Linked DNA regions of Mus musculus: region 1 is linked to region 2. Evidence: chromatin loops called from intact Hi-C (ENCODE). Cell type or tissue: left cerebral cortex. All regions are shown on one strand. Each heading gives the region's core, and the rest is flanking DNA. Links, peaks and the distances in the headings are about the cores only. Region 1 overlaps Magi2 (membrane associated guanylate kinase, WW and PDZ domain containing 2). Region 2 holds the start of Magi2 (membrane associated guanylate kinase, WW and PDZ domain containing 2).

Region 1 (15,308 bases), core at 4,387-12,386, 180 kb before region 2:
ACAAGGACGGAAATCACGTCCTAGAAAAAGCAAGAAAGTAATCCCTCAACAAACCAAAAAGAAGACAGCCACAAGAACAGAATGCCAACTCTAACAACAAAAATAAAAGGAAGCAAAAATTACTTTTCCTTAATATCTCTTAATATCAATGGACTCAATTCCCCAATAAAAAGACATAGACTAACAGGCTGGCTACACAAACAGGACCCAACATTCTGCTGCTTACAGGAAACCCATCTCAGTGAAAAAGACAGAGACTACCTCAGAGTGAAAGGCTGGAAAACAATTTTCCAAGCAAATGGTCTGAAGAAACAAGCTGGAGTAGCCATTCTAATATCGAATAAAATCGACTTCCAACCCAAAGTTATCAAAAAAGACAAGGAGGGACACTTCATACTCATCAAAGGTAAAATGCTCGAAGAGGAACTCTCAATTCTGAATATCTATGCTCCAAATGGAAGGGCAGCCACATTCATTAAAGAAACTTTAGTAAAGCTCAAAGCACACATTGCACCTCACAGAATAATAGTGGGAGACTTCAACACACCACTTTCATCAATGGACAGATCGTGGAAACAGAAACTAAACAGGGACACAGTGAACCTAACAGAAGTTATGAAACAAATGGATCTAGCAGATATCTATAGGACATTTTATCCTAAAAAAAAAAAAAACAAAAAACAAAAAACAAAAACGGATATACCTTCTTCTCAGCACCTCATGGGACCTTCTCCAAAATTGACCATATAATTGGTCACAAAACAGGCCTCAACAGATACAAAAATATTGAAATTGTCCCATGCATCCTATCAGACCACCATGGACTAAGGCTGATCTTCAATAACAAAATAATTAATGGAAAGTCAACATTCATGTGGAAACTAAACAACACTCTTCTCAATGATACCTTGGTCAAGGAAGGAATAAAGAAAGAAATTAAAGACTTTTTAGAGTTTAATGAAAATGAAGCCACAACGTACCCAAACCTATGGGACACAATGAAAGCATTTCTAAGACAAAAACTCATAGCTCTGAGTGCCTCCAAAAAGAAATTGGAGAGCGCACACACTAGCAGCTTGACAACACATCTAAACGCTCTAGAAAAAAGGAAGCAAATTCACCCAAGAGGAGTAGACAGCAGGAAATAATCAAACTCAGGGGTGAAATCCACCAAGTGGAAACAAGAAGAACTATTCAAAGAATTAACCAAACGAGGAGTTGGTTCTTTGAGAAAATCAACAAGATAGATAAACCCTTAGCTAGACTCACTAGAGGGCACAGGGACAACATCCTAATTAACAAAATCAGAAATGAAAAGGGAGAAAGAACAACAGATCCTGAAGAAATCCAAAACACCATCAGATCCTTCTACGAAAGGCTATACTCAACAAAACTGGAAAACCTGGAGGAAATGGACAAATTTCTATACAGATACCAGGTACCAAAGTTAAATCAGGATCAAGTTAACGATCTAAACAGTCCCATATCTCCTAAAGTAATAGAAGCAGTCAGTAATCGTCTCCCAGCCAAAAAAAGCCCAGGATCAGATGGGTTTAGTGCAGAGTTCTATCAGACCTTCAAAGAAGATCTAATTCCAGTTCTGCACAAACTATTCCACAAAATAGAAGTAGAAGGAACTCTACCCAACTCATTCTATGAAGCCACAATTACTCTGATACCTAAACCACAGAAAGATCCAACAAAAAGAACTTCAGACCAATTTCTCTTATGAATATCGATGCAAAAATCCTCAATAAAATTCTCGCTAACCGAATCCAAGAACACATTAAAGCAATCATCCATCCTGACCAAGTAGGTTTTATTCCAGGGATGCAGGGATGGTTTAATATACGGAAATCCATCAATGAAATCCATTATATAAACAAACTCAAAGACAAAAACCACATGATCATCTCGTTAGATGCAGAAAAAGCATTCGACAAGATCCAATACCCATTCATGATAAAAGTCTTGGAAAGATCAGGAATTCAAGATCCATACCTAACCATGATAAAGTAATCTACAGCAAACCAGTAGCCAACATAAAACTAAATGGTGAGAAGCTTGAAGCAATCCCACTAAAATCAGGGACTAGACAAGGCTGTCCACTCTCTCCATACCTATTCAACATTGTACTTGAAGTCCTAGCCAGAGCAATTTGACAACAAAAGGAGATCAAGGGGATACAAATTGGAAAAGATAAAGTCAAAATATCACTTTCTGCAGATGATATGATAGTATATATAAGTGGTTCTAAAAATTCCACCAGAGAACTCCTAAACCTGATAAACCGCTTCAGTGAAGTAGCTGGATATAAAATTAACTCAAACAAGTCAATGGCCTTTCTCTACACAAAGAATAAACAGGCTGAGAAAGAAATTAGGGAAACAACACTTCTCAATAGTCACAAATAATATAAAATATCTTGATGTGACTCTAACAAAGGAAGTAAAAGATCTGTATGATTAAAAACTTCAAGTCTTTGAAGAAAGATATTAAAGAAGATCTCAGAAGATGGAAAGATCTCCCATGCTCATGGATTGGCAGGATCAACATTGTAAAAATGGCTATCTTGCCAAAAGCAATCTACAGATTCAATGCTATCCCCATCAAAATTCCAACTCAATTCTTCAACGAATTAGAAAGAGCAATCTGCAAATTCATCTGGAATAACAAAAACCCTAGGATAGCAAAAACTCTTCTCAAGGATAAAAGAACCTCTGGTGGAATCACCATGCCTGACCTAACGCTATACTACAGAGCAACTGTGATAAAAACTGCATGGTACTGGTATAGAGACAGACAAGTAGACCAATGGAATAGAATTGAAGACCCAGAAATGAACCCACACACCTATGGTCACTTGATCTTTGACAAGGGAGCTAAAACCATCCAGTGGAAGAAAGACAGGATTTTCAACAAATGTTGCTGGCACAACTGGTTGTTATCATGTAGAAGAATGTGAATTGATCCATTCCTATCTCCTTGTACTAAGGTCAAATCTAAATGGATCAAGGAACTTCACATAAAACCAGAGACACTGAAACTTATAGAGGAGAAAGTGGAGAAAGCCTTGAAGATATGGGCACAGGGGAAAAATTCCTGAATAGGACATCAATGGCTTGTGCTGTAAGATCGAGAATTGACAAATGGGACCTCATGAAACTACAAAGCTTCTGCAAGGCAAAAGACACAGTCAATAAGACAAAAAGACCACCAACAGATTGGGAAAGGATCTTTACCTATCCTAAATCAGATAGGGGACTAATATCCAATATATATAAAGAACTCAAGAAGGTGGATTCCAGAAAATCAAATAACCCCATTAAAAAATGGGGCTCAGAACTGAACAAAGAATTCTCACCTGAGGAATACCCAATGGCAGAGAAGCACCTGAAAAAATGTTCAACATCCTTAATCATCAGGAAAATGCAAATCAAAACAACTTTGAGATTCTACCTCACACCAGTCAAAATGGCTAAGTTCAAAAATTCAGGTGACAGCAGATGCTGGCGAGGATGTGGAGAAAGAAGAACACTCCTCCATCGTTGGTGGGATTGCAGGCTTGTACAACCACTCTGGAAATTAGTATGGCAGTTCCTTAGAAAATTGGACATAGTACTACTGGAGGATCCTGCAATACCTCTCCTGGCCATATATCCAGAAGATGTTCCAACCAGTTAGAAGGACACATGCTCCACTATGTTCATAGCAGCCTTATTTATAATAGCCAGAAGCTGGAAAGAACCCAGATGCCCCTCAACAGAGGAATGGATACAGAAAATGTGGTACATTTACACAATGGAGTACTACTCAGCTATTAAAAAGAATGAATTTATGAAATTCCTAGGCAAATGGATGGACCTGGAGGGCATCATCGTGAGTGAGGTAACACAATCACAAAGGAACTCACATTATATGTACTCACTGATAAGTGAATATTAGCCCAAAACTTAGGATACCCAAGATAGAAGATACAATTTGCTAAGTGCATGAAATTCAAGAAGAATGAAGACCAAAGTGTGGACACTGTGCCCCTTCTTAGAATTGGGAACAAAACACCCATGGAAGGAGTTACAGAGACAAAGTTTGGAGCTGAGACAAAAGGATGGACCATCTAGAGACTGCTATATCCAGGGATCCACCCCATAATCAGCTTCAAACGCTGACACCATTGCATACACTAGCAAGATTTTATCGAAAGGACCCAGATATAGCTGTCTCATGTGAGACTATGCTGGGGCCTACAAACACAGAAGTGGATGCTCACAGTCAGCTATTGGATGGATCATAGGGCTCCCAATGGAGGATCTAGAGAAAGTACCCAAGGAGCTAAAGGGATCTGCAACCCTATAGGTAGAACAACATTATGAACTAACCAGTATCCCGGAGCTCTGGACTCTAGCTGCATATGTATCAAAAGATGGCCTAGTGCCCTAGTACAGGGGAATGCCGGGGCCAAAAAGTGGGAATGGGTGGGTAGGGAAGTGGAGGGGAGGGCATGGGGGACATTTGGGATAGCATTGGAAATGTAATTGAGTAAAATACGTAATAAAAATATTTAAAAAAATAAAATAAAAATATGTTGCATGGTGTCTCTAAACATTTATCCTATCTTTGTCCAGAGTACATAACCTTGTCAGCTTAATAATAATAATATTTTTTCATAAATTATTGGCTTAAATAGGTTTGTATAGTAACATGAACTTGAAAAGTATAATATCCAACCTAGAGTCCCCCTTATAACAATCTTACTGGCTTTCTAGTACACTCTGGACACATTTCACAATCCCTCCTTTCTTTAGCTGACCAACTTCTGGGATCAATTCTCCTCTTAAACCTATCTTACAAGAACCAAATACCTCAGTGGTTTCCTTATGGTCCTGACCATAGCTGGGCTTGTTTTCTCTTTTCAATTTACTGCCTTTTTCTTTGCCTCAACTGAAACCCGTTTTGATGAAACATTTGTAAGCCTACTTGTTATCACTGCTATAGCTTCTATGTGGAATAATCTCCAGAGGGTTAAACGCTTTGTCTACTGCATGGCACTTCACAATGCACAGCACTTTGGGTGATGGTGGAAACTGGGACCCAGAGAGAACAAATTAGGTTAATGGAACTGTGTCCCTGGGGTATTAGAACTCCATTCCCTTCCTCCCTGTCACTATCTCTGTCTCTCTCTGTCTCTTTCTCCTAGTTTCTTTCCTTCTCTCATACCCTTCTTCCCTCTATCTCTTCCTCCCTTCTTTTCTCTACATCTTGGCCACTGGGAGGAAGGACTTCTCTATTTGCCATGATATGCTGCTTCCCCCAAATTCATAGTACCAATTAAACAACCTTTGCCTATCACAGAAATTGTTAACAAAGCAACAGAATGCTATCAGAATCCTTAAAGTCTTAGCTACAGTGTTTTACTCAAGATGCTTTGCTCCATTTATCACATAACTGACTGTTACAAAAATCTCATAACTTCTACTCTCGAGTTTGTTCATAATAAACTTATTTTATTTTCTTTGAGGTAATTAGAGTCTACTGATGCTATATCCACCCCAGTAGTGACTCGCGTGACAGGCCTAGAAACCTGGAAGCAGTCCTGAGGCAAAGAGTTTCACAGAAACTTAGCCTCCTGGAACCTTAGCATTCCACTAGCCCGTATAGTCAAAACCTGTCCCCGGGTTAGTCTGGTGTATTGATCCATGTGCTCTCTTTCAGTATTGTTTTATTATAAGTGCCTTTAAGGATTGATTTTGACATATAGCTAAGCCTCCGCCAGTGTTCCAATGTCCTAGAAAGTTCTTGAGCCAAACCTGAGCTTGGAATTCAGTAAGAATGTAACCTATTCAGTAACATTCAAATTTACCTCTAGTAGAGACAGTGAAAAGAATCAGGCATTACAATTTACTTGAATAAGAGCTAGAAAGCTCAGGGATAGTCTACCTAGTAATTACTTAGAACAATAGCCGAGTCACAACCATACACAGGAATACACAATTGCCTAGGAAATAGGTGGGTTGTAGTATTATTCATGAAAGGGTTAGTAGAATGGAATTCCCCTGATGCAGGTTTTTCACTAGGCCCAGAGGAATAGCATAATCAGGTATTTACTAAAGGACCCCTGGTGGTGAGTTTAACAATAGACTAGCATTGCATCAGAGCTTTCAGCTGGCTCCTGTGTTTAGCTGATCTTAATTAAGGGTTGTTCCTATTCTCAGTTCTAAACACAGCCTGGCTCCTGCCATCTTTTTATGTATGTATTTTCTTTGTTTTGAGTAAAGAACCAATGTACCTTGGTGGATGTATTCGCCTAGCTTTCTTGTTTTTCTTCTGTATTATAAGACTGGTGCTTGCTTTGAGAAAATACATTCAGATACACACTCTCTCTGTGTCCATATCTGTTTGTCATCCACGCCAACTCTTTGCCCACCTGTCTGGAAACCTAATTTCCCGTGGATTAAGGGAGGCCACCAACTGTGACCAGTCCACATACTGAAACAGCCTATGGGTTACTATTTTTGTTGTCATTGTTGTTGTTGTCTAGCTTTTTTCCTGGAACATAGACTATAGAATATGAGTATCTTGCAGAGAACTTAGCACATAGCTTTATTTAGTGAATACCCTGAATGTTTCTGCAAGGACTTCTATCTGCTACATAAAATTTCAAGTATGAATAGTAATGATAAGTAAAATAAATATATCAGTACCCACGTGTTTAGGTCTTCCGCTAACTACTTTCTTTTCATGATCTAGCTTGATATGCTAGAACAATGTGCTGTGCTTGTGACTTTTCAACTTTGTTCTTCAACGAAAACCTGGGCCGGGGAAGCCAATGAGATATAAACAACGAACCATTTTTTAGCCATGACTATTTAATGTGTGTCTTGTTCAACTCCTTACTAAGGGAGTGGCTAATGAGGCTAGGCCCCCTTACAGTAAAGGAAACTATTTCTTTTGTCAGCGTTTACATCTTCAGTGACTCTCCCAGTGCTTAGCACTTGCGGATCCATCAGTAGCCATATTTTACAGACATTTAGGTAACACCAATTGTTTCCTAAATCACAAGAAAATATTGATAATCTGTGACCTATTGCTTTAAATTTTAATTATATATTTATCTAGATTGGTATTAAATTAGCATTTAAGTAAACATCTAAAGACTTACATTGGTACAGAGTTAATATATTCCTGTGAGGAAAAATGAAGATAGAAACAAGGAAGTCGTTAAACTAAGTTGATAAACTGTTCCTCGGGGTCTCCACGTTCGCAGATCAGTTTCATCATTATGCTTTAACTCAGAATGGCTGCTGTGCTGCTTTTAAGTACAATATCACCCTCGGTGCACAATAAATAAAGTGTTGATAAACTAGCAATCCAAAAACAACAAACAAACACCACCACCACACCAGATTAAACACCAAAAGACGGCTCTGATTTTATTTCTGGGGGGTGGGTCCTTTAAGCCCTTCTCATTCTGTCTGTGATTTTTGTGGCTGATCATAAGGTCCAGCAGAAAGTAGTATATAAAATCCTATTTGTCATGTGCCCTTCAATAGTCTTCTAACTAAAAATGTAAGGGGATGATGTCACTCTCCTGGGCCAGCAGCAGCCACAGAAGAATCTGCATGGTGACGATATGGTGACCCACCCTGTAGCCATTTTTCATCATTTGAAAGACACATCCCAATTTTCACAGTGTTCGTGAACAGAAAAGTGTGATTTTTCAAGTCAATGGAATATGATTTAAACAAAAGAGGTATCAAGAGGAAGACGTGGGAGATAGATAGGGATGGAGTGACATGATTCCCATGCAGTCGGACAGATGAGATGACATGTTTCCCATGCAGTGGGATAGATGAGATGACATGTTTCCCATGCAGTGGGATAGATGTGGTGACATGTTTCCCATGCAGTGGGATAGATGTGGTGACATGTTTCCCATGCAGTGGGATAGATGTGGTGACATGATTCACATGCAGTGGGATAGATGTGGTGACATGATTCACATGCAGTGGGATAGATGTGGTGACATGTTTTCCATGCAGTGGGATAGATGAGATGACATGTTTCCCATACAGTGGGAAAGATGTGGTGATATGTTTTCCATGCAGTGGGATAGATGAGATGACATGTTTCCCATACAGTGGGATAGATGTGGTGACATGTTTTCCATGCAGTGGGATAGATGAGATGACATGTTTCCCATGCAGTGGGATAGATGTGGTGATATGTTTTCCATGCAGTGGGATAGATGGGGTGACATTTTTCCTGTTCAGTGGGATAGATGGGGTGTTCACTCTCTGATTACCCCTTGCATTCCTCAGTCAGTGTCAGAGACTAGAAAGAGTCACAGTCCTTCCCAGGCCTTCGTCAGGAAGCAGTCTCCTGCCAGCCTTCTTAACATTTTCATTGATGATATTAAGTGAAATGCTAGTCCCTCATTTTCCTGATGTTTACTAACAACCTACAGAAAGCACACTGCTTTTCTAGTTTGTGAGTAAGCAGCTACAGTGCTTACCTTGTTTAGGAGGGGCCCAGATAGTAAATAAGTGAAAAATTAACTGTGAGGCTAAATCCTAAGGAATACAGTCCACGATTCTATCGATAACAACAGTATCAGTAGATACTGAGTGGGTGTGCTCTGGTTCTGAGGGCAGGAAAGTCTTCTCCGAGATAGGTGATTGTTCACTGACTGGAGGCTACACGTGGACTCAGGCACCGAAAGAGCAGCTATAACATGCTGCCTCAGGAGAGAAGCCATTTAGCCCTCCACAGGCTGGGAGACCAAATTATTCCTGCAACAGAAAATTCTTCCTGTGCTGCAACTCTGAATTTAAAGAGAAATATTATGCATCCCTCCCTGCTTTGAAAGCCAATGATTTTTATTTTGGGTCTCTTTCTGAGATGATTAAGTGGGAAAAAAATTCACACAACAGAAATGGTAGACTTGTGCTCAAAATAAAAATAAATATAATTCAGGGCTCACTTTTCATGTCTGGTAGGTCAGCGTTGTTTATAACCCATAATACAGTCCTATTAATTCAAAATATGGTCTTTATTTTATTGTCTTTCATCATTTACTCAAGCTTTACTTAAATCTTCACCTTCATCAGGGCGGTTAAGTGTTAACATCAGGAAACACTAAAATTCTGCCTTCATTTTCTAATTTATTGCTTTATTTCATATCTTAATACATCATTTTCCATTCCCCAACTCTCTCCAGTTCTCTACCACCCAACTACACCTTTCTCTATCTCTCAAAACAAACAAAAGACAAATTTGACCTTACTTTACGCAATACCTAACGTCTGTGGAACCGGTGGTGACAGTTTCACATGATTGCCACTAGATGGCAGCATAACAAAATTGGATAAAAATTCCTGGGCAGAGAATTGACCTCATAAAGGAACACAATAGTGGGAAATGGTGTTATATATTGATTTTTAAAATTTTGTTTAGATGTATTTTAATTGAAATAGAATTATATAACTTTCCTCCTGATTTTTCTTTCCACCATCAACTTCCAGCTATCCTCTGTTTAACCCGTCTTTTGTTACTACTACTACTACTACTACAACACACACACACACACACACACACCCGTTGCTGTACCTGTTTCTTATTTTGTTTGGGTGTATATGGTTTTAAGGCTGACCCCTTGGCAGTGTGCTCACTCCTGGAAGAGCCTAATTCTCCTTTTCTTGGCAGTCATTTCCTTGACAAACTACTGGCAACTCTAATAGTTGCTTTACAACACACAAACACATACTAGTGTTTCTGTTTTGTTTTGTTTTGCATGTTTTACAAATGTAAATTGGAAGAAAATATTTTAAGGTAGTATAAATAACAAAAATTGTATTTGTAATAATACAGCATTTGTTAACAAACGTTTCTTGCTTCTGTCATAACCAGAGAGGCTGGGTTACAAAGGAGAAATTAAATGTGTCTTCTAAATTCATATGTTGAAGTACTGACATGCAGTAGCCCAAACTGTGCCTGTATTTGTAGGTGGGGACTGCTAAGAGCTAGTCAGTTTCAATGGTATCATTAGGGTGGTCTCTATTCTTCCATGCCTACTGATACTGTAAGGATACGCGATCTGGGTGCAGCCATATACAGAGGCTTGAGTGTAAAGACCAAAGAAGACCAACAACCATGAACAAAAAAATTATGTCTCAGAAGAAACAAACCTCTCAGTCGCAGGGTCCAGGGTCAGAACTGGGAGAGATTTAACTTCTGCTGGGCAGATGGCACCCTGTAGCATTTTGATAAAGCACTCTGACCAAACTAACACCATCTCTAGGCTGTGGGGTTTTCTTACCAAATGTAAACAAACCACGAACATAGAAGAAACCTTATAGTAGATGTAAGTTCAAGATGTAAGGGGATACCAGTGCCAGAGGGGATGCAGTCTCTAAGATGCTGGTCAGAGGCCTTGCAGAATGTTTGATGTGGATCATAGCAAGGAATAGAGATTGTGTGTGTACAGGCATCAGAATGAGAATAAAGGTTACTTAGGTAAAAGAATATGTGATTAGAGATAGGTAAGCTGAAGAATGGTGTTGATGTTTGAGAAGCCGTTTGATACCTTACTAACTTGTAAACTTATTAAAGAATTGGGATGGATGCTTCATATGGAGGGTAAGATTGCTCCCAAAATTCCAAGTGTCAGGAGTGGGGTAATTTCCTAATAGATTTTGGTCAATGGACATCACATAGAACAACAACAACAACAACAACAACAACAACAACAACAAAAAAACCAAAAAACCAACCAAACAAACCCAACAACACATATACAAAGCAATCCGAATGGAGTCAGCAGAAAACAGAGGAGGCAGTGCCCTAACGAGATCCGTTTCCTCGCCCACTGAAACCTCCAGAGCTAGGAATGGGTTACGTCTCCTTCAGTCATCGGGCAAAATAGTTTCTCCGGATTCTGGAGCAAGCTCCAGCAGCAGTAGTGCTTATTTTCTATCCTTCTTTCTTCAGCTGCATCTGCAGTCATTGGTACCACTGCAAAAGTAGCTTCCTTGCCCCTTACAGTTAGTAGGAGCGTGGATCCCGGGCTTCTGCATGGTTTCTAGCAACAGCAAGGACCATGACCAACCACAAGGTCTCCATCTTATTCGCATGGGTTCGGGGGAAGTATGAGCCATGGAGATTTTTCAAAGAGGTTCAGTCTGGTCAATGAACCACTCTTCATCTCAGAAATCCTTTCGTTTCTCTAGGACAGTGTGGTTCAAGGTTTCTAAGACACTAAGAATACTGAACAATTGCTGAGAATCCTCTCGGATATCCCGCTGTTGCTCAGAGTCGCGGCGATCCCGTGACGCTGGTTCTGTAGGACTGGCTCCAGCATGAAACACGTGCTAGCAGCTCAAGGATGGAGAAGATATTGGAGCAGACTCAACGTTTTATATCTGGACCTGGATGATAGTTGATTTGGTTATCTTCAGGCCTTCTGCCTGCCCTCCTGTGACTGCTAACTCACCTGTTACCCTTCATTTCAATGCTCTAACTATACATGAGAATATTATGTACGGTTGAAAACCTCCACGAATTAATATGGACCCAGTTACTCATTTCTGATTCTCTAAGACTAAGAAGGAATTGCAAGAATCCTACTCACTGTCAAATTGGGAAAAAGCTTGCTAAAACTTATGAATTAGTTTCTTTCTTGGCTTCTTAAAACCATGATCATCTTTAGCTGGGCAAAATCACAAAAAGGCCTATGAGAACCATCGCCCTGTTTCCAAATCCTTATATTGAAAAGTAATTAGTAATTTATTAAATATGTGCATTCTTCTGCATCGCTTACCTTGTGTTAAAGGAATTCCTAATGCTGCTACACAGGCATGGCAATCGAGCTTACTTGCCTGTAACAGAGAGCATGGCCAGGCGCTATGTAGGGAGTCTTTTCTCCAAAGAACATTGGAAAAGCACTTATCATTTGGAGTGATGACGCAGAATATTGAGAAGGAAAACTTCTTTTAAGGAAAGAGAAACAGGAAACACTGACACAGACCATAGAAGGAGAGAGGCTACAGCTATGGATCGCTAGCTGAGAGATGTTGTTAACCTTCATCTTCTTTTGGAGAATACTGGTTAATTTGAAAAGAATTTAGGATCTGATTTTACAAGTGCTGTCATTACAGGAATGTGTCAGTATTTCCACTTGGTTGCAATTTATACCATAGATTTAAAGACTAATGATACTGAAGTAATTTAAATAATGTGCATTCGTGTAGATACATACTTCTGAAGCATGGACTTAATGGTTTCAATAAATGTGTGTTGTAATTTCTTCATGAAAGTGTGGGCTAAAGCCCCTATTAGCTTCAAGATTCTTTCATATTCCAAGTATGTGAGTACTGTAGATAATGGACGTGACACCTAAGGTGTTTATGTAAGGACTAAAGACTTGCAGAGGAGATAAAAAATACATTTTTATCTCATTCTCCACAACCTTTAATTACACTTGTATTTGGTCATATGACTGTTGTCTCCTATTAAATTTTAACCATATTTATAACTTGATTTTCACTCTAAAATTATTTAAAATTATAATCATTTATATTGTTTTTGTTATAGATGCTTTACAATATATCAACATATTTCTATTTTATCATGTTGCATTTTTTCCTTTGACAAGAAACCATGCATTAAAATTTTTACTTTCAAATGCTCTTTAATATTTGCAATAATTAGCACTTGGCCTTAAATACATCACCTTTATTTGTCTCTCCTGAACTTTATTTTTTTTTATAAAACAGCTGACCCCCCCCCATTTTATACAAATTGTATAAGGTAGAGTGGATTAGAAAATTTCTATATCCAGTTTGAACATAAGCAATTAACGATGACATTGCAGGAACACCGAAGCAGTTAGCTAATGGATCTGGTATGAGATGCCATGAAGTCCTCTAAGCTGTCGCGAGAAGTGAAGCTTCATATACTAAGTCTTTGAATGCTTTTGTTTGATTTTTGAAGGAAATCCTGAGTTCACTGCACAATACTTAAATCTTGAACTGCTGGAATTCATTTTTCAGGAAAATTATCTGTGCATTGCCTCAAATAAACGTAAGGATTTGTGCTGAGTATTGAGAATGGAAGAAACTTGGTCTGCGAATAAGCCTTAGAGTGAGACCCAGATATGCTGAGATGTCCGGGAGACCATGGTGCCACAGGGCGCTTTACACACAGCAATGTTTAAACATGCTTCAAACGTCACGCTCAAAACCACACAGAACTATTCTCATACCTGGTAGGTGTTTATGCACAACACTTTAGCTTTACTTCACAGACACAGACTAAAGGGACTCCCAAATTGTAAGCCAGGCTGACAGCTCTTTCTAGAATTTGACACTTAATAGTCGATGCTTCGTGAAAGGCTTTGCAGGAGTCTATAAATGAAAAGTTTTTCAGAGTAACACGAATCTTCTGTCTTACATCTTTAGTTTCACTCCATACCTACATGAATCATCTATGGAGAAACGGATTTTCTCCAGTCATTTTTTACATAAGAAAAAAGTAGTTGAAATTGGTTTTCATTGTACTCATTATGCTCAAAATGCGATGAGCATCTGGCAAGAACTCTGGGGATCTTTCGATGGGCATCGGATACATTTTGGAATCTTAGATTCTTGCCAAGCCATAGTTGTAAGTAAAAAGAATATTCCATCCAGTGAAATGTACATTTCATGAAAGTATGAGGACACTACACACACACACACACACACACACACACACACAATCAACCATTAGCACACTCATTAAGTACAAAGGAAAACACTTTACTTTCTTGGGATCACTTTTGAATAGTCCCGTTTAAAGGTCAGTTAGGAAAATACAAGTTCTTTTATTACTAGTTAAGCCCATATTTCTTCAACAATCTGAAATTTCTGAATTTCCATAAGAAATATGGCTAAATAATTTGTTTGAAAGACAACACATAATAATACACATAAATATGGGAGGAGGGAGATGGTTAAAAAAAGAGGAGGGGAGAAGAAGAGAGAAAGGAGTATTCAATAGGGGATGTTATATTGTTATACGTGTAAAATTGCCAGATATCAACTCTGTCATAAAGTTGTGTATATTGGGGGGAAATAGTGATAAGAAATTTAAAAACATGACAAATCTAACCAAACCAAACCCAAACAAAATAAAACTCTACTTCAAAAGAACATATAACTCAAAAGCCTATTATTGTACTTTTGGATGGATGAATAATGTTCAACCTTTTCCAATGGTATTAACATGGCTTTAATAGGAAATAAACAAAATGTTGCACTTCATATGGACATTGTCATGGAAATATTGAAGTTGCCAACACATGTAGCTAAATTTTCCGACTGCTCTTACCAAATACATTCTGTTTTCTCTCCCTCTCTCTGAGCATCAACGTGTGTTATCAGCACAGGGGCGCATCACTCAGAACAGAAGGTATTCAGCAGCTCTTGGACAGTTTCCCAGTTTAGTGGCCTCCAGTGAAATCTTTGGCCATAGACACAGGAACTACTTCAATACTAGAATAAACATTCTTCCCTCCCCCAATTTGGTGGCCCAAATACTAATTTGTCCAAGAAATTGCCTGCTGGTGCTATAATCTCAAATCCCACTTCAGATAGCAGAAAGGTATTCATGACTCCAAACAGATAAAAGAGCAGAGCTGCTTCTGTTGAGACTGCTGATCACTGGGCCACAAATTGCTTAAGTAATTTAGAAGCATGTTTTACAAATCATAACACAAAGAGGAACATTGCTCACAGACATTAGTGAGTAAATAAGAGCAAACCAGAATAATTACCACCTGAAACAGTTTCTATTGGTCATTTACCAAGTTTATGCAGTGCTATGCTCAGATGCCAGGGAGCCAACTGTAAAGCAATGATCATTTCTTTTCAGAAGGAAAATGAGGCTTACTGTAAAAATGGTAAAATGATAGTAACTACACTGTAAGAAGTAGTTCTGCATATATATCTAGCCAAATTATTCAAAATATTAATCACCTCAGAATTAATTCAAACTTAATCAGTTTTTTATGACAAAGAGAATAAAGCATCATTGAAAATGACATCTTAATGGCCCGTCCAACTTGTTCCTTCATTCCTCTGTGGTTGATCCACCTTGTTTCCTCCTCCATGTTCTTCATCCTTAATGCCCTGAAGGATATGACCCTACCTGTATAACCCATTGTAGTCATGCAATTCTCTTATGAAAATCGTTTTTATTCATTTAATAATCACTATATATATATATATATATATATATATATACACAAACTAATTATTCCAAATCTTAAAACCTAA
Region 2 (15,308 bases), core at 4,403-12,402:
TACTCCAATGGGCTACAGAAAAGGATCTATTGGATGTCATTGGTGTATATTCAGTAGTCAAAAAAAGAAAACTTTAATAGTTTATTCCAGACTGTCTAAAATGCTCAAAACTACATATCAAACCCAACTTTACATTGTAAATTTATTAAACAATTATTTTCACAACTCTGTTACAAGAGTTACTTAAATGCCAATCAATTTCCACAAGGGAAGGCACTTTGACTAATTTTCTTTGATGACATGAACATTGTATAACAGTGTGCAGCAGACACACATCTTTAGTTAACTGGCCTTAGCATTTATAGGTTCAGTAAATTGTCTGTGTAACATGGTTCATATTAAAGCAAGGGAAAGATCGTGTCATCATTTCTTGGAGATGAAAGGGAGGGAGTTGAGGTTTAAAATGAGGAGTGACAGTATAAGAAATACTAAGAAAGCTGCAGGACCCTGCTACCTGCAGCTGAGCAAGGTTGACACCACAACCACAGCTGGAACCACAGCTGGAACTTAAGCAGTGCTAAAGTCACTGGAGTGTTATCCAGAGAGACATTGAGGCTGTGATCATCTTTTGTGACATTGGTTCACACAGACTTTTGCTTATGCCATGGTACAGCCACTATTACAAGTGCAATGTGTACTTTTGTGACTTTGGTTCACACAGACTTTTGCTTATGCCATGGTACAGCCACTATTACAAGTGCAATGTGTACTTCTGCTGGATTTGGTGTAATTTCCTTTGTTACATACAGTGTTAATCATGGCCATTTATTAATTCAGTTTCATTAGATCTCCTGAACAGAAACTTGTCACTATGAAGTAAAAATTCCACTTATAATGTGATCTATCTGGCTACTGTGGTGTTTAAAAAGTGGATATATATATTTACATGAAATGAATCCCATGATTTCTGTAGCTGTCAAAATTAGAGTAAAATCTTCATTATATTTGCCAGGTTTTAAGGAAAAAAGATATACTTAGAAGGGAATAACATAGAGGGTGTAAACAAGCTCTGTCCAAAAGAGCCGTTCACAACCTGTGGATCACAATCCTGCCTAAGACCATCAAAACTGTAAATATTAATATTATGAATCATAACAGTACCAACATTATAGTTATAAGGTAGCAATAACAATATTTTTATGATTGGGGGTCACCAACACATAAGGAACTGCATTTAAGTTTCACAGCATTAGTAAGATGGAGAACTGGTCTAAAACCGAAGATAAAAAAATTATTATAAATGAAGACATCAATGATAGTTACTTTTTAAAGGTAGAAGAATATGTCATTGTGTTTAATGGCAACAATCATCAACAAAATGCTTTTTATAAAACAGAATTTATTGTAGAGAAAACACTAAGTTGCTAACTTAATTTTGCACTTATGACCAATTAGACATTGGTATTTCCCTTTTTCTTTTTCCAATTTAATTAATCACAGTTAAGCGTAAAATGTGTTGAAACCTTGGGCTAGAAAGATGGCTCTGCAGTTCAGAGCACTTGCTGCTCTTGAAGAGGACACATGTTTGATTCCCAGGAACCATGCCAGGCAGCTCACAACCATCTGCAATGCCAACTCCTCCACTAGCATTTGACCTTACTTGCACCTGCTCGTGTGTGTGTGTGTGTGTGTGTGTGTGTGTGTGTGTGTGTGTGTGCTCGCGCGCGCGCACACACACACACACTTAATTAAAAGTACTGTAAAAATATCTTGAAGGTTAAAAGTAATGAGAGTGCCTCAAAATGACCCAAATGTTTAGAATAAGATTTACTAACATTTACATAGTGCTTACTACCTGCAAACCATGTTATGATTTACATGTGTAACTTAGCTAATGGTTGTTGACAAGGCAGGAGCTAGCATTCAAGGTTTTGCACACTAAGAGGAGTACTTCCAGTAGATTACATTCCCAGCTGTTCCTTCTTACCCTTAAGAAACTGCTACCTCCCCCATTTGGAAAACTTGTTCATAGAACTGTCATCAAAGAGTGCTCTTGGCTGTTAAAGCCAGGTCACCTGCAAGGAATACAGCACAGTTCACAATTGCCTGTCCCACATCCTAAGGGAAATGTTGCCACCAGGGTCTGCTATGCACTGGAAAGTAATTGTTTGAACTGCAAGCCAGAAGACATGTCAAATGTGCAAACATTTTTTTCTCGTTATGAAAGTGAATGTGTGAGGTTCAAGCAGCTAAAACTGAAACTGAGTGTAGTGGAGGTGTCAAACCATAAAAGAAAACAACAAATGAAAAACCACCACTAACAACAACAAAAATCCCAATCAATCAACAACAAGAGAAACAAAGGAATCAACCAAACAACAAACAACGGTAACAAAACCACACACAGTGTGAATGTTCAGAGCAGAAATGGCCACACTTACAATCTTCAGCTGGCATTTGACTTGGAGACTATTGTCATTCAAAGCAAACCCATGAGAAAGGGATGATCATGCTTAGCATTCAAAGCCATGCCATTACAACAGTAAAACAAACAAAAACTAAACAAAATAAGAAAGACAAAACTGTTACAGACAGTGGAAAAGAACAGAAGTATCTTTCACAAACTCTGCTTAAGCAGAACCGTTTAATTGTTTATTAACCAACATTTTCCTAACAAAGTTAATCAGTCAATGTGAATATAGCTCAATAACAGGGCATTTCTAAAGTACATAGATGGCCCTGGACTTGAACCCTAGCACTGGACAAATATTAGGCTGAACAGCAGATTAAAGCACTTTTATTATTTTTGAATACAAAATCCACATAACTCAAATTATATGGAATAAAGTCATTTTTTTTTTACTAGCAGAAATTGACATACTTTGGATTTCACTCCCCAAAACGCAAAGGCAGTGTGGAAGCCTAACACATCATATTAGTCTGCAGTCAGTCAAGAAGAAAGTGAGACTCTTAATAAATGTGACTCTTTTTCTCTTTGAAGGTAGATCTTGTCTAAAAGTGAAGTTCAAAGGCTTTCAATGGCCTACCTTCCACATGGTAAAAATTATAAAAGTTTTTGCCTCTTATTTTCCATTGTGAGATACTAAATGGGAAAATGTATCCAGGCTATGTCCGTCCCTGTGTAGTCTGAGGCATCAGGAGCCATGGCTTAAGGAATATAGGACAGGAACATGACAGTCTGTTTAACTGGCTGCTGTGAACTTTAGCAACAAAGATAAAAGGAAAAGACAAAGAAAAGAACTGTTAACACTTCAATTTGTATCCCAGGATCACCCAAGGGGGCTCTCTTCATGGGGTCCTATGGAAAAATGAGAATGCATACAATATTGCTGAGTTATAATTAAATCTATTGGTAAGAAAAGATTATTATAAACAAAAAGAATGGTTTAAAGAATCAACAGGATATCACCAACAATAGAAACGGTATTTTTCATGTAGTTTATTCTGTAGGTTAAAAGATGATGAAGTAAAGAGAAATCTGTTGAAATGTGTTGAAAAGTTGTGAGGGTTTTGTTGTTGTTGATGATGTCATTTGCTTTTTTTTTAATGGGTTTGAAGGCATTTAAGCAGTTCAGAAAAAACTATAAACACCTGTCTTCTTTAGTATGTCTTAAAATATTAGTTTCTCAGTTTCTTTAAAAATTAGGATAATTATAAATCTATAATAACTATAATGTAAAATTAGCCAAAAAGTAAGTAAAAGTTGGGTAAATATGGCAATTTATTTGGGGTATATTTTGCTAGTGCTTTCTATTATACATATCTCCCATTTCTAACAAATCTCCCCAAGTTCTTTTTTTTTTTTTTGCTATAACTATACATGTAGTTTCTGCATAATGTCCAATATTTAACTAAACCTTTAAAATCAATCTCATTAATATTTTTAAAAATCCACCTCACTAGCAAGCCATGTATGAGTTCTCTGGCTATGCTATGTTTTTCTATTTTTTTTTTCTTGATTCCCCCCAGAAATAGAACTACTAAGCCTAAAGCTCAACCCAATTTTCAAACAAGTACAAACCCTACTGAAACCCAACAATCACAAGCTCTATATTTAATGTCTGCCAATTTTCACTTACTCATAATTATAAATAAATAAATAAATCTAATCACCACTGATAAAAGATCAATTTTATAAGAGAATATATAGGAATCACTACATTTAAATAAACATATACGATTATAGATTTTAAAAAGCTAAAATAGATTAATTAATTAATCTATTTATATCTATTTTAATTCTGTAGATGAATGTCTATATTTGGATACCTGGAGACTGACAGACTAAGGGTTAACATATACTGTGAAAAGATTTTCACCTAAATATTTCAGTCCATAATAATAAGTGTCCTGAATCTGAACAGCTTTATTCTTCCAAACAAAATACAAGCAAGAAGCTGATTGATCAGGATGAATTTTAGCTAAAATCAAGGCTGGGCAGGGATCACCCTCTGTAGATCTTTCTGCTTCTTTGTCAAGGTCCAGTAGGGAAACCTCATCTTACAACATCACTCCCAGCTCTGTTCTGCTAGAAATTATGCTTCCCCAAGGGAAAGACTTCCCAAATTTGCCCTAGCTTTATTATGAGCATTATCACAGAATAGGCCAGAAAATCCCATTTCTTATCTCAGATTCTCAATTTGCACAACTTTTATGCCTTCAGTTTTCCAATGTCTCTCTGGATTTCTTTTAGTAAATTGCTAATACTAGATAATATTTTCTTTTAATTATTTATTTTATTAATACTCATAAACACTTATTGTTTACGAGTATTAAAGTTTGCCAACATCTACCTCAACATGTAGGCATCAGAATAAAATGATCAGCGGGAACCACAGTAGAATATAATCACTGTGGAAATGTATTAACGTGGGCTTGTGAGGCTGATCTCAGGAAAAGTGTCTCAGCAAGCCTAATTTCCCTCTCTCACCCACAGAGCAGTAGGGGAGAAATGATTTTCAAGGGCTGTTTTCTGATTTCCATATCACACAGTGGGCATATCCATTCACCCATCCATAAACCATCAACCCCTAAACAAACAGATATTTTAAAAGCATTAACTTTTGCAGTTGTTTTCCTTTGCAAACACCAATATTTTTTACCACCAAATAACGGTATTGGTCAATTGTAGTAAACTGAACCCTAGCCTTGAACTTCACATTTGTTATCTATTGCTATTATGTAGTATCGTAACCTAAAATGTAGCAACACAATTTTCTGAATTTGAGTTCAAAGTATGTCACTTTGGAAAATGCTAGGATAGTAAACCCTCTTCTTCAGGGTCATATAATACTGCATGTCTATATTAGATCATCTAAAATGACATACGATGGATACTCAATAAATCCCACTGAAGATGTTTTCTTCCTTGACAGCTTAGCTTTAGAGAAGTTTATGAACCTTTATTCTCTCTTGTTTACTTCGGAACTTTTCTTTTTACATGTTAATTTTATTCTGAAAAAAACAACTGCTCTATATAGTATTTCTTCATAATGGATCACAGCATGAAGAGCAATTCTGATACAGTAATACTCAGAATTTCAACACTGGCGCAAGACAAATAACAATAGATAACAAACTGTCATACCATGCTGGTATGTTTGAGACAGATCTGTCCTGTCCACCTGTGCCACCCAAGAAACTGCATTACCACCAGAGGAAAACAAAGGCACGCTACATTTGTACAATAAAGTCTTTTCTAATGAAAGTTTTCTCTCAGGACCACAATTTTATTTCAAGCAAAGACATTTTTTCAGCAAGATTCCAATCTCTCTAAATTAACTTCACAGCCTAGAAGAGACTTGACAGAAGCCAAGTTAGAACACAGGGAGCCTGGGCTGTTGACCAGCTTGCATCTCCATCCACCTCTATGCCACAAACACGCCCCCATGTCTGGAGCTAGAGGAGAGTCCAACCACAGAGAAATCCTAGTCAATAAGAAAATTCCAGTCAATGAAGAATACTTAGGGGAACCCTTGTAATGCCGCAGTCTGCCTCCCCTTCCACATTAGAAAGCTCTCCCAGCTCCCCGCTTCTTAATCTCTGCCCCTCCTCCTGCCTGCTGGCCAGGGGCGATCTCTAGGGTTAGTCAGTCTGCACGTGACTCACGGTGCCCACATGACATGACCATGGGCGGGGGAGAAAGACCGAGGAGTGAAGCAGGGAAAAAGTTACTGAACACTACCGGTCAAAGCGTCCAAACCAATTTGTCCCTTTCCTTCCTCTCCCGTCAGTGATCCCTAGGGAACCGCTACGGACCAAGGTGTCTCCAGACTAGTTTTGGATATCCTGCAAGGGGTCTCCACTTGCCCCAATATTCAGAGCTTCTCCCATTCTCTCTAGCGACAGCTCTGCACCTCAAGTTGCTCCATCTTCCTTTCTTCCTCCTCCCTTGCTTTCCTCCTTCCCCGAAAGCTCTGTGTCCACTGTGGACATGCCATTGGCGCACATTCTATTTGGCCTAAAGCTCAGAGGAGGTCAGACAAGGCCAAGCATCTTCCAAAGGGGAGGGTCCAACTGGGCAAACTAAGTTGCCTGCTACAGTACCACCTGGCTTAGCCGGCCAGCCAGCCCCCCAGTCCCGGTCCCCCTAATGCTCCGAACACAGTTACCGTGCTCTCTGGACCCCACCCCGCGGTGGCGCAGCATACACCCATCCAACACCCGCGCCCACCCTGTTAATGCCATCCCCACGCCGGGGTCCCACCGCCAGGCAGAGCACCGAACAAGCTGCGCTCACCTTGCTTGACACACTTGAGCCGGAGGGGGTCCTTGCAGTGTTTGATCACGGCCAGAACGTCCCTGATGGTGAGCCCCGCCACGGGGGTCTCGTTCACCTCCAGCAGCAGCTCCTCGGACACCAACTTGCTGCCGCTTTCATAGGCCACCTTGCCCGGCTTCACCTCCCCCAGGTAGGGGAACTGTCCGTTTTCCGCGCCCCCCTTCAGTTCAAAGCCCAGCTGGCCCTCCGGGTTCCTGCCAATGACACTCTCGTGGACTTTGCTAGTCCAGTGGCTTTTCTTTTTCAAGCTTTTGGACATGGCAGTAGGGTGAGTCGCCTCAGTTCCAGAGGGTCCTTTGGGAAGGAGGGTCTGGGAGTCAAAATCGGGATGGAGGAGCAAGGGGGCCAAGGGAAGAGGGTGGCAGACTTTGCCTTTCTCTCCCTCTGCTCCGCGCTTTCCCTCTTCTTTGGATGGAGTGTGGCGGAGGAAGGGGGAGGATGAGAGGGACGGCTGGGCAGAGGTAGGAGAGCTTGGGTGAGGTTGTGCTGTCCCTTGAATGACACTCAAGGCTTTGGCCCCGCAGCGGAGGAAGCTGTGGTGGCGTTGGCGGCGTTAGCGGCGGTGGCGGCGGCCGAGCCAGCGCGAGCAGTGGCCGAGCTGGTGAGCGGGTGGCGTGGGGGTGGGGAGGAGGGTAGGGATGCCGGGGGCCACTCCTGCGTGCTGCGAGTGGGGAGCGCGCGCGCGCTCGCCGGCCTCTGTGTTGTTAGCCGATATCCATGGCAGCTGCAGTGGCAGCGGTAGGGAGCGCGTGTGTGTGCGCGTGTGCGCGTGTGTGCCTGTGTACTAGTTGTACTGTACTGGCAGGATGCAAGCGGGCGGCGGGGAGGGGGGAGCGTTGGGGGATGCGAGCCGAGGGAGGAGGCGCGCGCACCGAGTGGAGCGCCAGGGAGGGCTTCGCCGCCGTCTCCCTCCCTCCGCGGCTTGACCCGGTAGTGAAGGCGCTGGGAGAGGCAGGCCCCGGGCCGCCCTGCAGCCTGCGGGAGGAGGCGGGAGCCGGGAAGGAGGGGAGCGGAGGCCCGACATGGGCAGGCCGGTGAAGAGAGCCGGGATCCCTGGGTGGACCTGTCTTCAGCTTCCCTGTGAGCCGGGCTGCTAGCCTGCAGGACGCCCCGACTTGCCCACACCCCAACACTGGACAAAGCAGAAATCCGGGGAACCCGATGCCGAGCCTGGTGGCCCATCTACAGCACAGTCTTCTGGGGCTCCATCCTGCCACAAGGAAGCTGGAGTTCGGGGTCCCAGCATGGAACTGCAGAGGGCCTGGCAGGCGGAGCCCGTGGAGAGACTTCACTATTGGCTCGCTCCACTTTTTACAGTCTTTCATTCCTCGCAAAGTTCTCAGAAGTGCCCCTCCGATAGAGGAAAGTTAGAGGAAGGAGTCTGGTCGTCCTGGATGCAAGAATAAGGTGAAATAACATCTGCAGAGCAGGGCCATGTGTCCTCTTGGAAGAAACTGAAGAGGATTGAGTGGAGACAGGATAGAGGAGGGCACCTGCCCTAGTTGAAGAGTGGAGAGGGGCGGTGGGGTAGGTGTTAGGGAGATAAATGGAGTAAGAGCCTAGACATATAAATGGTGAGTGTAACCTGGACAGGAGTCAAGTTTTAGGTTAATCAGACAAACAAGTCTGCTACAGGAAAGAAAAGAAGGCTCTTGGTGGAGCGCTGTACCCCCATCTAGCTCCTTCCCCTTCTCCAAATTTAGAGCCAGGTGGAAAGCTAAGCAGGACACAGGGGGCTGAGGGCTGCTGACTTCTCCAGTCAAACCCTGAGTGGTGCTTTTTGAGTTTCCGTAGCTTACATTCCATTTGCTTAACTTTGAAATAATATGTTTCAGGCAAAAAGAAAAAAAAAAAAAGGAACCACTCACCCACTCATCTTTGTAAATCAGAGTATGGGAAGGAATTATCAGCAGTTAAGAGCTTTGATGTCTGGGATGTAGTGTGGGAGGAAAGCAAGGCGGTTCAAAAGGCTTAGCTGACCCAGACAGAAAAGAGGGGGTGTGTATCCTGGCTCTGGGGCTTTTCAGGAGTGCCACGTTTAGCAGGCTGTTCCACCTTTCTCTGGTTGTTTCCTTTTAAATAGGGGTAACAGTACTAGTGGGGCCTGGTGCACTGAGAAGACAGACAGGCAAGGCAGGGAAGGGACTGCCCCATACAGGTTTGTTGGCTTTGAACAGTAGGTTCTTCCTCTTCAGCCCCACCCCCACATCGTGGAGAGGACAGCAAATTAGGTCAGAGCTGAAGATCTTTACAAAGGATGAATTTGCTTGACTTTGTGCCTTTTTCCATTTGAGAAAAGTTGGCTATGACTGGTGAGGACTACCCAGTCCTTGGCCTTAAGGAATGCTCCTGAGCCAGCAAGATTTCCATTGAAAGGCCAGTCTCATGAAAAGTTAGGCTGAGGATTATAAAGCACCATTCTAAGTGGAAAGTGATAGAGGCAGTGAAGAACAGAATTTGCATTTGTTTAACAGCAGTTACAAATTACCTCCAATGTGTCCGCTGTTATTCTAATTGTTTATCACGTATTATGGTTATATTATATAGTTTATATACTTTACAGGTGAGGAAAGGAAGGCACAGAGATAGATTGGACAGAGATTTATTTGTTTTATGTCTTACAAAGTTATGCACCTAACCAATGTGACAATAATTTTATGCATTCAGACCCTTGCAGGTTGTCGTCACACCTGTATGTAGTCACTGTCTTGAGCTACTCCCTCTAACCCATATTACTTAGCACATGTCATAGTAGGACTCAGTATAGTGTGACCATGGTTTTAGGCCTGTTCCTTTTGTGGGACAGAAGAAAAACAGGGAAGCAGCTGCTTTCCCTAGGAGGCTCACTCATACCATTCTTAAGCTGGCAGAGCCACAGAGCTCTCTGTCTGCTCCTAGACCACCCTATATTGACTTGTATGCAGCTATTGGAATCAGAATCTCTAAACACCTCTCTCTTCCTCCTACATAGTTTTTTATTTTGTCCACTTGACACACATTTATATTTTTTTGGGAAATAGAACTGCAATTGAAAAAATTGCCTCTGCCAGATGCCTATCAACAAGTCTGTAGGGCATTTAAAAATTATTAATAATTGATGTTGAAGGGTGAAGTGATCCCTACTACTGGGAGTAGTACCACCATGGGCAGGTGGTCTTGGGTAGACTAAGAAAGCAAATTGAGCCAGCCATGTGGAAAAAGTAAGCAGTTATCCTTTGTTATCTACATTTTGATCCATGCCTAGAGGTTCCTGTCTTGAGTTCTTGCCCTAAATTTCCTCCGGGGTGGATTGCAGAAAGAAAATCAACTCTTTCCTCCCCAAGTTGCTTTTTTTTCTCAGTGCTCTATCACAGCAACAGAAAGTGAACTAAAACAATCGCCAACAACAATGTTAGGCTTTGTCAGTGTTAGAGTGGTTCAGACACTTCTGGATCCTCTATGAAGTTGTTCCGATCCCACAGCACAGAGCCTCCTACTAAGAGAGTCTCTCTGGCTGGTCACAGGCTTTCCTGAAAGTTTTCCCTGGCAGTGCAACTGGTATGTCCCCACCAGCTATATGACATCTCAACCAATTTTTTGACCATTGAGCAATGACCACATCAACATAAATGAGATTGAACTACATGGCTTTCTGCCTTGTCAGGATGAGAGGGGAGAGCAAAGAAATGGGTGGTCTAGATTTTTCTCTCCTTGGGTTGAATGCTATCCTATAGCCCTGTAGGAAGTAACTGTTTTCTATAGTAGGTTTTTCTGTATTTTCTAGAAGTGTCTTTGCTATCCTGCCTTCATTTACTATATACACACACCTATACGTCATAAATTCACTGAAGTACTGGTATGTGTATCAGTACATATACATATACAGTATACATATGTATGTATATGTATATCAATGCTAATTTTCTAATTTAATACCTTCTCCATGCTAGGTAAGTACTATACCACAGAGCTATATCCCCAGAGCCCTCAATATTTCTTTTTTATATATATATTCCAGACGAAACATGTTATATTTAAGAATATATTTGCATGTACATATGCCTATATGCATGCAATATTAATTAGTGAAAAAAGAGACATGAATTTGATGGAGACCATGGTGTGAGCGCCCTACTTGCCAGCAAAGCAGACACCACAACAGGATCCTTCTGCAACACGTTTATTGGGAGGGCATTTACTGCGTAGGCAAGAAGACCCCGAACCCAGAACTGGTGCTGCTTATATAGGCCTAGGAGAGGTGTGTCTCACACCGGGATTGGTTATGCATTCTACCTCATTTGCATGTTACTCATCTGATTGGTTATTCTCTCTCAGTACCTCACTGAGCCTCATTATCATAACTCATTTGCATGTCTCTCATCTGATTGGTTATTCTCTCTCAGTACCTCACAGAGCCTCATTATCATGCCCGGGCCAGGCAGTGACTTGGTGAAAAACTTTACTGCATATGTACACATTGGTTGTTTACTCAGACTTATGCGTGGTGGCCAGCAGTAGCCAGCGCCACCTTGTAATGGCATATGTGGCTTCCCACACTATGGGGGTATATGGGAGAGTTTAGAGGGAAAGATAGAAAAGGGAGAAATGCTGTAATTACATCTCAGTAAAACCAAGCACTATGAAAACAACACCCCCCAGTTATTTAGCATCGCAGCTAAGAGTTTTCTGAGCAGTAGTTCAGAGAATGCTCATAGCTAGGCTACTAAATGAGTAGACCTGGTCTGGGGGGGGGGCATGTGTACTCTTTTAATTACTGGCTTATAATTCTTTGTGAGTTATATTGAAAAGTGGCCAAAAGTTCATTTTTACATTTCCTATTTATAAGATGAAAGCATAAGAAAACTTGTTTCCTAAATTTTAAGCAACTACTCCACTTTTCCAAAATTAACCAAATATTTATTAATAGATATAAAATTTTATTAAATGTTTATTTTATCAAGATAATAATCATGTTTGCATCTGTAACAAATTTTTGCATTATTTTAACTTGATTTTAAGTGTAAAGAACTCTTTATTTTTATTAATTTCATTTATTAAATTACAAATTCCATACAGTTATGTAATACATTCTTATTACTCTCATCTCTGATGTAGACGCAAAAAGATAAATATGGTATATTGTGGTCTGAAGGGAGTGTAGGGGAAGAGGAGGAGGGAGAGAGCCCACATCCCACCAAAGTTCCTGTGCTCTGGGCAGGCAGACATGGGAGGACTGCCAGACACTTTCCACTCAGCTCTGGGTGGACATCTGGCTATGTGAAGCCACTGGACCCCACTTGACCAGGAGTGGACAAGGGGAAGCCCCTGATACCAGGGGCCCGAGGGGCGACACTCTCGGCCTTGGAGATACAGGAGAGAGGCCAGAGGGAGAGAGGATCCCATGCAGGCGAGAGTCTTAAGTCTGGTCCGTGGCTGGAACGCAGGAAGGCCTTCTGACAGGAGATTAGGCACAGCTCCTTAGAAAAAAACCTATTCCATCGTCCAAGCACAGAAGGCCTTGATGAACAAAGACAGTCTATGGTTTTAGAGCTTTATTGTAGGAAGGCAGGGGAAAAGAGAGAAAGTAGAAAGAGAGAGAGACTGGCCATGGCCAAGAGGTGAGAAGGGGGAAAATGAGAAAGAGAAGAAAGGCTTGGGTAAGAGGGAGAGTAAGGAAAGTAAAAGCTTAAGAGAGTAAGAGGGAGAGAGTAAGGAATCAAGGAGAGAGAGAGAGGTTAGAGATGGAGGAGAGAGAGTAAGAGAGTGAGGAGGGGCCAAGCAGCCCCTATTATGGTGGGCTTGTTATCTTGTTGTTGCTTGGTAACTGGGAGGAATCTAGCCTGAAGGTCAGAAACTGGGGACATTGTCTACATGACTAAAAGACACATGCTTCTCTTGTGGGGACTGTGGGGGCAGTAAATTCGACAGGAGCCAGGGGTCCAGGAGATATGAGGGAACGCCTTCCATCCAATGTAGGTGGGAATTTCTACCACCGGGTACTGGGGTTCCACACCTCAGCTCAACTGGAGACCAGACTGTCTGTGCATAGCCCATTGTCCCACAGTATGTATTCACTTACATGTAGATATTAGCCATTAGGGAAATGATAGCCAAGCTGCAATATGTAGACCCAGAGATGTTGGGTATAGAGGAAGGGACTAGGGAGGACACATGGATCTTTTGGGGAGGGGAAACTAGAGTACATTATATATATAATGGATGGATGTAAATGGGGGGAGGGGGAGAGGGAGTTGAGGGAGGAATGTAGGGAAAGACAACTAGAATTGACAGGCATTTGAGGATTGGTCGAACACAGTGCAAACTTTCTCAAATATACAAATGGGGGAGATGGAGTCCTAACTGGCCATCTCTTGTCAACAAATGAAGTTCCAGTTCCTGGACTGGGTTACATCCAGTTGAATTGTTGGCCAAAGAGTCCCATGGAAATATCCAAGAAATCCAGGCTGGTGCCAAGGTAACAGGTTGTTCTCTAAAAACTAAAGATCTCATTGCAGAAGACAGCACACAAACAACTCTTGGACAGGTTGAGTTAGTGCCTACACAGAATCTTCATCCCTATGTTAATGTCTTTGGTAACAGAAGCTACGTTGCAGGCTATCAAAAGAGAAACATAAATACCAACCAAGAAGCAAACATTTTGATCTACAAAGCTGTCCACGCTGCAGACTATGCTAGGGCAATGGTGGCACAAAAGTTGTGGAAGTAACCAACCTAGATCTAATTTGATTTAAGGTCTATTCCATAAGAAGCAACCTCTCAATATTTGTTTATTAAATTTATTTCTCCCAATCTCAGTATGTCATTTGTCTTATGACTAGATTTCTACTCATATGAAATTAAAGCAAACTGTTTAGAGATATCAATCTTGGTATTCAGAATTTGAAATATGTTTTTGAAAAAAATTAATTAATTTTACTTATTCACTTTTCATCATGGTCACTGCCCACCTCCAGTTAACCCCCTCCCACAAATTTCTCTCCTCCTTCCTTAATCCCCTTCTCTGAACAGGTAGGGTCCCCCTAGGTATTTCCTGTGTCCTGGCACTTCAAGTTTCTTTGAGGCTAGGTGCTTCCTTTTCTCACTGAGGCCATACAAGATAGCTTAGCTAGTAGAATATTTCCCATGTATTGGCAACAGCTTATGGGATAGCCTTTGCTCCAGTTGTTCAGGACCCACATGAAGGTCAACATGCACATCTGCTACATATGAGTGGTGAGGCCTAGGTCCAGCCTGTGTATGTTCTTTGGTTGGTTTCTCAGACTCTGAGAGCTCCAAGGGTTCAGGTTATTAGCCATAAAAACATAGGTATAGTGTACATTCCACAGACACAAATAAACTAAACAACACAAAGGGTCAAATGAGGAAGTACTTAAAAGGAGGAATAAAATAGCCATAAGAGCCAGATGGTGGGAGGAAATTAGGAGGGAGAGGAGATGGATAAGGGAATGTGGGATTCAGGATCAGAAGTGGGAAAGGACAGGAGAGATGGCTAAATGGCCATGAAAATGAGTGGAAATCGGCAACTGACAGGCATGAAGAAGTGGTGAGCATCTCCAGCAACTGGGATAAAGGAGGTACCAAGAATCAATGAGAGTGATCTTAGATGTGACTCACAACGTTGGGGACATGGAACCTGAAGAGGGCACCTCCTGAAGACAGGATCCCCAAGTGGAGCAATAGAGATACCAACCCACCCACAAAACCTTCAGCCCTTAATTTATCCTATCTACAAGTAATGCAGGCATAAGAAGTGAAGCAGAAACTGAGGGAATGGCTAACCAATAACTGGCCCTACTTGAGATCCATTCCATGGGCAAGAACCAGTCCCTAACACTATTAGTGATATGCTGTTATGCTTCAAGACAGAAGCATGTTGTCCTCTGAGAAGCTCCACCCAGCAGCTGACTCAGACAGATGCTGACATCCACAACCAAACAGTGGATGGAGCTTGGGGACTCTTATGGAAGAATAGGAGGAAGGATTGTGGGCTCCTAAGGGGATGGAACTCAACAGGAAGACCAATAGATTCAACTAACCTGAACCCTTAAAATATGCTTCTTGCTGTTCAACCTTCACTAAGTAATTTAACTCAATCAGTGCATGTGATAACTTGTTAAAACGTGCTGGAATGTATATGACAATGTTAACCTAAGCATCATATAAAATAGGAACATCCTTTAAAATTTTAAATTGTTACTAGAATTGAATATATTATTAATATAGGGACTCAAGGTAGCAAATATCTGAATGGTTTTCTATTACAAAGTATTACAGCAGTTCTCCGGTGTTTATATTTGTTAATTTATTAAAGGATGGAAATAAACAGTCATCGGGAGCAAGTGTGTTCTGTAGACAATACTACAGAAATCAACACCATTTTGTGATCTCTCAAGTGTAAACTTTCCATTGATTTGATAGCTTTCACTTCTGAGGTCCTGCATATTTCCTTGCTTTTTGTTGCTTTCTTGAAAATTTTTTTATCTTATATGTATGTTAAAGCAACAATTTCATGATAGCATTCTTTGGGTAGAGCATAATATTAGACATGACATACTTGAGAGAGAGA

Evidence for each region. Peaks named below come from ENCODE experiments on the same cell type or tissue, not always from the same donor. Only the 100,000 strongest peaks of a DNase experiment are listed, where the experiment ranks them.
Region 1: it touches region 2 in a loop (3-fold over the local background); 4 of 42 quality-filtered maps call a loop at or near these places.

The regions. Positions count from the first base shown.
Region 1 is chr5:19,395,234-19,410,541 of GRCm38, reverse strand. The region is part of intron 1 of Magi2 (membrane associated guanylate kinase, WW and PDZ domain containing 2); the gene reads right to left. Among named protein-coding and RNA genes, the nearest start is that of Gm25335, 110 kb to the left of the region's middle. In left cerebral cortex, for the core only: CTCF peaks have their summits at 6,138 and 9,331 (motif pointing right); a DNase peak (open chromatin) is centred at 9,337.
Region 2 is chr5:19,218,982-19,234,289 of GRCm38, reverse strand. It overlaps Magi2 (membrane associated guanylate kinase, WW and PDZ domain containing 2), which reads right to left and starts at 7,244. Exons shown (of 23, transcript NM_001170746.1): 1 at 6,701-7,244. The coding sequence starts at 7,001. It overlaps 4921504A21Rik (RIKEN cDNA 4921504A21 gene), which reads left to right and starts at 7,735. Exons shown (of 3, transcript NR_102342.1): 1 at 7,735-8,149. In left cerebral cortex, for the core only: no CTCF peak of the experiment used is centred there; DNase peaks (open chromatin) are centred at 5,854, 6,058, 6,872 and 7,523; H3K4me3 peaks cover 3,073 bases; H3K27ac peaks cover 2,657 bases.